2 separate regions of the Homo sapiens genome follow, and region 1 is linked to region 2. Evidence: read pairs that join two places in POLR2A ChIA-PET (ENCODE). Cell type or tissue: GM12878. All regions are shown on one strand. Each heading gives the region's core, and the rest is flanking DNA. Links, peaks and the distances in the headings are about the cores only.

Region 1 (4,396 bases), core at 301-4,300, 130 kb after region 2:
GAGCCACTGCACTCCAGCCTGGGTGACAGAGCAAGACTCCCTCTCAAAAAAACAAAAAAGGACCCTTCAGTATAAGAGCTGTCCATGTAGCAGCTCTCAACTTAGTCCAGTGAGTTAAAGTGTGAGATTGGATTAGTAATCCTTTAATTTAAAGTCGTGTGACCTCAGCCAAGTGACCGTCTTCAATCCTCAGTACCCTAGGCTGTGCGAAAAGCATATGGTACAATTCCTGGTGGAATAATGTTCAATAAATGTCAAATGCTATTATTATTTTGTGATTATATGAATGACCCGAGAAAGGGTCCCACCTGCATCCAAGTACATTTATACTTCTTAATAACCAAAGTGCCTTCATGAGAATGCTGGTAGAAACTGCATAAGGGTGTGTTTTTTTGCTTTTGTTTTTGTTTGAGATGGGGGTCTCACTCTGTCACTCAGGTTTGAGTGCAGCGGCGCCATCTTAGCTCACTACAATCTCTGCCTCCCAGGCTCATGTGATCCTTCCACCTCAGCCTCCCAAGAATCTGGGACCACAGGTGTGAACCACCATGCCTGGCTAATTTTTTGCCTTTTTTGGTAGAGACGGGGTTTCACCGCCTTGCCCAGGCTTGTCTTGAACTCCTGACCTCAGGTGATCCGCCCACCTCAGCCTCTCAAAGTGCTGGGATTGCAGGTGTGAGCCACTGTTCACAGCCCTGCATGAGGGTCTTTGATTACAACTGATATTTTCTATTGTTGAGTGATGGCCTTTTTATAAGTTGCCCTTTCAGTGACACAAAGGAGGAATGTGCAACTGAGTAGAACAATTTTAGAGAAAATGTAGATTATGTGTTAATTAGACTGAAGCTGTGCCTACTTCCAGAGAGTATGAGGCAGTTTAGAAGGTAAAACACAGTATTTTACTGGGAGTAAGACAGAATTTTTATTTAGCGTATATACAGCAGAAATAGAAAGGGAACAGAAAAAGCCTGGAATGAGGCAAGTGTTAAAATGGGCAGTTCTAGCAAACAGAACCGAATAAGGAACAGTCAAAACAGTGATGGGGGGGCCAACCTTGAGGAGAAATTGAGTGTTGTTTGGGGACTTTTTTTTTTTTTGAGATGTCGCATACAGTACTTAGTGTTGGTTGGATGGATGACTCTTACATTTTCCATATAGTTATTCTGTCATAAATACTCAAACAAAATGAGGGATTTAAACTGTAATTAGAGCTCTTTTCTGAGACATCTGTCTGTAACATTTCTCTTTTTCCCACAATTAGGTGAAAATGAAATCCTTGCAACTCTGCATGCCATTTCAAGCAAAAACCAGATCTGGAGATCGTATATTGGCATGGGCTATTATAACTGCTCAGTGCCACAGACGATTTTGCGGAACTTACTGGAGAACTCAGGATGGTAATGTATTTCTCAGTTCAGGAACAGGATGACTGTGATTTGCATAATTCTCTCCATCCTCCATCTGTCCCCTTGCAGTCTCAGAGCCTCCACACTGACACCCACCTCCTAGTGCTGTCTCCAATGTCCGGGAACCTACCGGGTTTCTCTGGATCGAGAAATGTTCTTGCTCAAATGTTGAGGAAATAGAAGTTTCTTCCCACTTCCAGTCCCATAAAATCTACTAGGATGCTAAATTGTGGATCTGGTCATCTCTTCCTCTTCTGCAGCTTAATTTCTGTGCTGTATTTGAGTAAGATGTGAAACCTGCAGGTGGGCAGATTCAGGCCTTTACTCCTCCTTGGAGACCCTGGGACATAGGCTACTTCTGAGCTATCTCATTGAGTCATTGGTGGAGTCTGGGAGAGAATCTTGGTCCACTGTCTTCTCTCAGGATTCCCCGCCTACCACCCTGCCCAGACGGAGTCTTGCTGTGTATCCCAGTCTGGAGTGCAGTGGTGTGATCTTGGCTCACTGCAACCTCTGCCTCCCAGGTTGAAGCAATTCTTCTGCCTCAGCCTCCCAAGTAGCTGGGATTACAGGCACCCACAACCACCCCCGGCTAATTTTTGTATTTTTAGTAGAGATGGGGTTTCACCGTGTTGGCCAGGCTGGTCTCGAACTCCTGACCTCAGGTGATCCGCCCGCTTCAGCCTCCCAAAGTGCTGGGATTACAGGCATGAGCCACTGCGCCTGGCCCTTCTGTCAGGATTTTTAAGGGGGACAGATAATTGTGTTCCCTTCCCCTCCCACCCCCAAAATTTTTGATTCACAACTGACTGACAAAAAGACATGGTGTTGGAGATCATAATATCAGCTTTATTGCTAGCACTTTCTAGAGAAAGAGAACATGTGCATTCTGTAGACAGGCTCTTCTAGAAAAGATATGAGAGAGGCCTGAGCTATGCATGCTCAGTTACTTATTCCAGTCTTACCTCAACAGTTAGATAAGTCACTCCTACTTCTTCTTTTTTTTTTTTTTTTTTTTTTTTTTTTTTGCCTGAGACAGAGTCTCACTCTGTTGCCCAGGCTGGAGTGCAGTGGGATGATCTTGGCTCACTGCAACCTCTGCCCTTCGAGTTCAAGTGATTCTCCTGCCTCAGCCTCCCGAGTAGCTGGGATTACAGGTGCCTGCCAGTGTGCCTGGGTAATTTTTTGCATTTTTAGTAGAGACGGGGTTTCACCATCTTGGCCAGGCTGGTCTTGAACTCCTGACCTCATGATCCACCCGCCTTGGCCTCCCAGAGGGCTGGGATTACAGGCGTGAGCCACCGCGCCCAGCCAAGTCACTCCTACTTCTAGGGGTGTGTGTGTGTGTTCATCTGTGTCTGTCTCCTGTCCACTCTGGTCCTCACTGATTGTGTGGTGTGTGTGTGTGTCTGTCCATCCATGTCTGTGTCTCCTGCCCACTCTGGTCCTCACTGATAGAACAACACTGAAAGCATTTCTCCTGCATTTGAGAAAATACTTCTAGTCCACTTCCATGCTATTTTGTTGTTTTCCATTGCTGTTTGCTGTATGATGTAAAGAACCAAAAAGGCCAGGCATGGTGGCTCACACCTGTAATCCCAGCACTTTGGGAGGTTGAGGCGGGTGGATCATCTGAGACTGGGAGTTTGAGACCAGCCTGACCAACATGGAAAAACCCTGTCTCTACTAAAAATACAAAATTAGCTGGGCGTGGTGGTGCATGCCTGTAATCGCAGCTAGTTGGGAGGCTGAGGCAGGAGAATTGCTTGAACCTGGGAGGTGGAGGTTGTGGTGAGCCAAGATCGCAGCATTGCACTCCAGCCTGGGCAGTTAAGGACATCTGCCTCTGCTGTTCACTGGGATATAATGTCTAACTGTGGAGGAGGAAAGGTGGGGACTCCTAGGCTCTTTTTTCCCATCTTTTTGGATTGGTGCCATTTTATACACCAGAAACACTGAGTTGAAATTTTATTTCAAATGATGAATTAGTCTTAAAAGGAAGACATCTTATTTGAAAATATAGGTGTCCACTTTTCATTTCCAGCATGGAAACAAATCAGACATAGATGGAGTATGGTGATAATTCCTAGGTGATTTTTTAAAAGTTAGTTTGTGGAAGAGGTAACTTTAATTTCTAGCAGGATCATCATGACATGAGGACAGAGTAAGTGGTTGCCTCTGCAATTCAAAGTATTCCTAGCAAGGGGCACAGATTGGCTTTTAGATTAACATATGTAAAAACCAACTTTACTTAAGGGAATGCAGGCTTCACTAAGTGGGAAATCATAAGTTGTACCAACAGGAGCTTTTGAAATACCCAAGTACATGCTCCCAATCAATGAGTGTTAACAATTTGATAAACACTTTGCATCTTTGTCTGCTTTTCCATCATTGCAAATGTAATCCTGGTGGGTGCATGTGCTTTGTCGTAGATGCAATTATTTTTATCATATCATTATAGGAGCCAGATCTCTCAGCACAATCATTCCAGTATTGCTGTCCCTGTACATAACTCTTAGTTTCAATATGCTCCACTTTATTAATAAGGGGACAGGAAAATCAAAGAACTAGTTTCTCTGTAGCGTCTGTGAATGCGTTTGCATTGATGAAGGCTTCTTTTTCATTGTGGTATTGGTAAAAATTTGAATGGTAAATTCCAAGGTTAATTTCAAAAGAAAATGGCCTGTTTCTCTTCCCCCTTAAGAAAAGCCTCAAAAGTACATGAACGGGCTGCAGCATTCCAGCCATCTGAATACTGGCCAGCAGCCTTTGCTCTTGGTGGCCATAAAGAATATTCACCATATTGCTTTCTGGCTGTGGGCGGATGTTAATTTACCGTAGGAGCAGCCAGTGTTTTGAGAAGGAGATGATGTTGTCCTGTACTTTTCATTTACTTTTCAGGTGCATTTTAAATACTATTTCTTTCTATTCTCTGAAAGCTGATCTGAACCAGAGAGTGATATTACACCCCACCAGCGCTGATAGGGAGG
Region 2 (4,396 bases), core at 155-4,154:
AGGAGTTTGAGATCAGCCTAACCAACATGGTGAAACTCCGTCTCTACTAAAAATACAAAATTAGCCAGGCATGGTGGTGCATGCCTGTAAACCCAGCTACTCAGGAGGCTGAGGCAGGAGAATCGCTTGAACCCAGGAGGCGGAGATTGCAGTAAGCCGAGATCATGCCATTGCATTCCAGCTTGGGCAACAAGAGCGAAACTCCACCGGAAAAAAAAAAAAAATCCCTGGTTTTGAGAACGTTACCAATTTTTTGTTTTACCTGTTCCTCCTTAATTTTTTTTTTTTTTTTTTTTTTTTTTTTTGAGACGGAGTTTCGCTCTGTCGCCCAGGCTGGAGTGCAGTGGCGCGATCTCGACTCACTGCAAGCTCCGCCTCCCGGGTTCACGCCATTCTCCTGCCTCAGCCTCCCGTGTAGCTGGGACTACAGGCGCGCGCCACCATGCCCGGCTAATTTTTTGTATTTTTAGTAGAGACGGGGTTTCACCGTGTTAGCCAGGATGGTCTCGATCTCCTGACCTCGTGATCCGCCCGTCTCGGCCTCCCAAAGTGCTGGGATTACAGGCGTGAGCCACCGCGCCCGGCCATCCTCCTTAATTTTTAACTCAGGAATGTGACTTGCTTAATCTCTCCAGCAGTAGCTCCTTTGGTATCACAAACAAGAACCTAATTGTCATGGGCTTTCTTCTGCAGAACAAAATGTTGCCTTGTAAGATATTTTCACATTCTGTAGTTTACCTCAAATTTATCAAATTCACTGATTTTAATATTTCCCTTTCTCCCTACCTAATTGCTCTGATTTTTCTTTTCTACTCAAATTCTTCCAGAAGGTATTCTGTCTGATCAATGAGCTCAATTTTCAGCCTGCAGCTTTATAATACATTTTCTAGGGGCCTTGAGCTGACTATTGTGAACAACTATCCTGTTCCATCTTCCTTAAGTGTTCTGATTATGCATAATTGAGATCTCATCATTCAGCTAAAGTTGTAAGTGGCTTCTCTCTTCTTGAACTAATGTTAATATAGTTTGGGTCCTTGTCATATCCATTCCCTGTTGTGATAAATTGTAAAATGTAGCCACAAGATCTTCCCATGATCCTTTGCAATGTGACTTTGCCCTTCCTTCCATCAAGAGATCAGCTATATCCCCACCTGCTGAATCTAGGCTGATTATTATTATTATTATTAATTTTAAGACAGGATCTGGGTGTGTTACCCAGGCTGGAGCGCAGTGGTGCAATCTTGGCTCACTGCAACCTCCACCTCCCAGGCTCAAGCCATCCTCCCACCTCAGCCTCCCTAGTAGATGGTACTACAGGTGTGCACCACCATGCCTGGCTAATTTTTGTATTTTTTGTAGAGACGGGGTTTTGCCATGTTGCACAAGGTGGTCTCTAACTCATGAGCTCAAGCAATCCGCCAGCCTCAGCCTCCCAAAGTGCTGGGATTACAGGCGTGAGACACCATGCCCGGCCTAGGCTGATCTTTTGACTTGCTTTGATCAACAGAATGTGACAGAAGTGATGTGATATGACTTCCAAAGCTAGACATTAGATACATTGCAGCTTCTGCTTTCACTCTCTTATGATACGGTCCTGAGACTGTCATGTAAGGAAGTTCTTCTAGCTTACCAGAGAATGAGAGGTTTCATGAAAAAATAACCAAGGTACCCACCCAGTGGACTGCCAGCACCAGCTGCCAGATGGGTAAGTGAGGCCATCTTGACCTTCCAGCCCAACCACCTCCTACTGAATGCAGCCACAAGAGCAAGCCCAGGCAAAACCAGCAGTTAACTGTCAGCTAACCCAGAGAATAGTAAAAAATGATAAACCACTGCTGCTCTAAACCACTACGTTTTGAGGTTATTTATTATGCAGTAATAGCAGCTAGAACTGCCTTCTCTGTCTTTCACTTTCTGACCTTGTTGAGCCCCTGGCTCTTCATTGACTAATCCAGATAATACAATTTCTTTTCTATTACTTTTCTCCTCAGTGTCAAACTTAAGAGAATTATTCATAACTTTAGCATCATCGTTTTTATAATCAAGAGATTCTTTCCTCTCCTTTTGGAAACCTATGATGTGCTTTCAGTTGTTCCTGAACTTGGTGTTTTGGCTATTTCAACTTCCTATAAGACAGAAGCTATGCTTCACTTTCGCTTCAAGTGCTTTTGCCTCGTGAAGAGCTTTTTTTTTTTTTTTGAGACAGAGTCTCAATCTGTCACCCAGGCTGAAGTGCAATGACACGATCTCGGCTCACAGCAACTTCCACCTCCCAGGTTCAAGCGATTCTCCTGCCGTAGCCCCCTGAGTAGCTGGGGCTACAGGTGCGTGCCACCATGCCCAGATAATTTTTGTATTTTTAGTAAAGATGGGGTTCCACCATATTGGTCAGGCTGGTCTCGAACTCCTGACTTCGTGATCCGCCCACCTCAGCCTCCCAAAGTGCTGGGATTACAGATATGAGCCACCGTGCCTGGCCATGAAGAGCTGTCTTACCTCTAAGAAATTTTCTAAATTCTTGTTCATTATTTTAATATGAACTTAAACTTGTCTACAAATTGCCTTACATTTTCTTCTTGGCCTACACCACAGCAAGTACATTTTCCTCTGGCTTTAGGTTACTCTTTTTTTTTTTTTTTTTTTTTTTTTTTGAGAAGGAGTTTCACTGTTGTTGCCCAGGCTGGAGTACAATGGCACAATCTTGGCTCACTGCAACCTCCGCCCCCCTGGTTCAAGTGATTCTTGTGCCTCGGCCTCCCAAGTAGCTGCGATTACAGGCATGCACCACCACACCCGGCTAATTTTGTATTTTCAGTACAGACAGGGTTTCACCATGTTGGTCAGGCTGGCCTCGAACTCCTGACCTAAGGTGATCCTCCCACCTCAGCCTCCCAAAGTGCTGGGATTACAGGCATGAGCCACTGCGCCCAGCCAGGTTACCTTTTTTTAATTTTATTTTTTTATTTTTTTGAGACAGGCTCTCACTCTGTTGTCCAGGCTGAAATGCAGTGGTGCAATCATAGCTCATTGCAGCCTTGAATTACTGGGCTCAAGCAATCCTCCCGTCACAGCCTCCCAAGTAGCTGGGACCACAGGCATGCACCACCATGTCTGGTTAATTTTTTTTAATTTATTTTTTGTAGAGATGGGGTCTCACCATATTGCCCACACTTAGATGACTTTATTAGTGTTACCTGATTTTATCCAGCCCCATCATGAGAAAGATACATGTAGTCCTATTTTGTTGGCTGTTCTCTTCAAATTAGTTATTAGCTCATGAAACTTCTATTGATATCCTGACACCTTTTTAAGGATTCCTGGCCAGGCTTGGTAGCTCACGCCTGCAATCCCAGCACTTTGGGAGGCTGAGGTGAGTGAATCACCTGAGGTCGGGGGTTCGAAACCAGCCTGGCAAATATGGCGAAACCCCATTTCTACTAAAAATACAAAATTAGCCGGGCGTGGTGGTGCATGCCTGTAATCCCAGCTACTTGGGATGCTGAGGCAGGAGAATTACTTGAACCTAGGAGGCAGAGGTTGCAGGAAGGCGAGATCGCGCCATTGCACTCCAGCCTGGGCAACAAGAGCAAAACTCCATTTCAAAAATAAAAATAATAATAATAAGCTTGCAAGTGTGCTCTTTGTGAAATTCCACCATGGCATACAGTGGCCAGGGCCAGAAAGTGCAGAAGGTTATGGTGCAGCCCATCAACCTCATCTTCAGATACTTACAAAATAGATCGCAGATTCAGGTGTGGCTCTATGAGCAAGTGAATATGCAGATAGAAGGCTGTATCATTGGTTTTGATGAGTATATGAACCTTGTATTAGATGATGCAGAAGAGATTCATTCGAAAACAAAGTCAAGAAAACAACTGGGTCGGATCATGCTAAAAGGAGATAATATTACTCTGCTACAAAGTGTCTCCAACTAGAAATGATCAATGAAGTGAGAAATTGTTGAGAAGGATACAGTTTGTTTTTAGACGTCCTTTGTCCAATATGAACATTTATTCATATTGTTTTGATTACACTTATGTTTTTACAAGATGGCAATAAATGCTGTGGGATTGTTTGTATTAAAACTAATAATACTAATAATAATAATAAATCTTTTTTTTTTTTTTTCTGAGACGGAGTTTCACTCTTGTTGCCCAGGCTGGAGTGCAATGGCGTAATCTCAGCTCCCCGCAACCTCCACCTCCCAGGTTCAAGCGATTCTCCTGCCTCAGCCTCCCTAGTAGCTGAGATTACAGGCATGTGCCACCACTCCTGGCTAATTTTGTATTTTTAGTAGAGACAGGGTTTCTCCATGTTGGTCAGGCTGGTCTTGAACTCCCGACCTCAGGTGATCCACCTGCCTCAGCCTCCCAAAGTGCTGGGATTACAGGCGTGA

Evidence for each region. Peaks named below come from ENCODE experiments on the same cell type or tissue, not always from the same donor. Only the 100,000 strongest peaks of a DNase experiment are listed, where the experiment ranks them.
Region 1: POLR2A ChIA-PET joins it to region 2 with 5 read pairs; 4 of 35 experiments call an interaction of 5 or more read pairs at or near these places.

The regions. Positions count from the first base shown.
Region 1 is chr9:6,617,185-6,621,580 of GRCh38, reverse strand. It overlaps GLDC (glycine decarboxylase), which reads left to right. Exons shown (of 25, transcript NM_000170.3): 3 at 1,262-1,397. Among named protein-coding and RNA genes, the nearest start is that of GLDC, 26 kb to the left of the region's middle. In GM12878, for the core only: no CTCF peak of the experiment used is centred there; no DNase peak of the experiment used is centred there; H3K27ac peaks cover 608 bases.
Region 2 is chr9:6,748,242-6,752,637 of GRCh38, reverse strand. It overlaps a transcript of KDM4C not described here and the pseudogene SNRPEP2. Among named protein-coding and RNA genes, the nearest start is that of KDM4C, 7.5 kb to the left of the region's middle. RefSeq lists enhancers at 1,973-2,032, 2,043-2,132. In GM12878, for the core only: no CTCF peak of the experiment used is centred there; a DNase peak (open chromatin) is centred at 1,727; H3K4me3 peaks cover 1,438 bases; H3K27ac peaks cover 2,320 bases.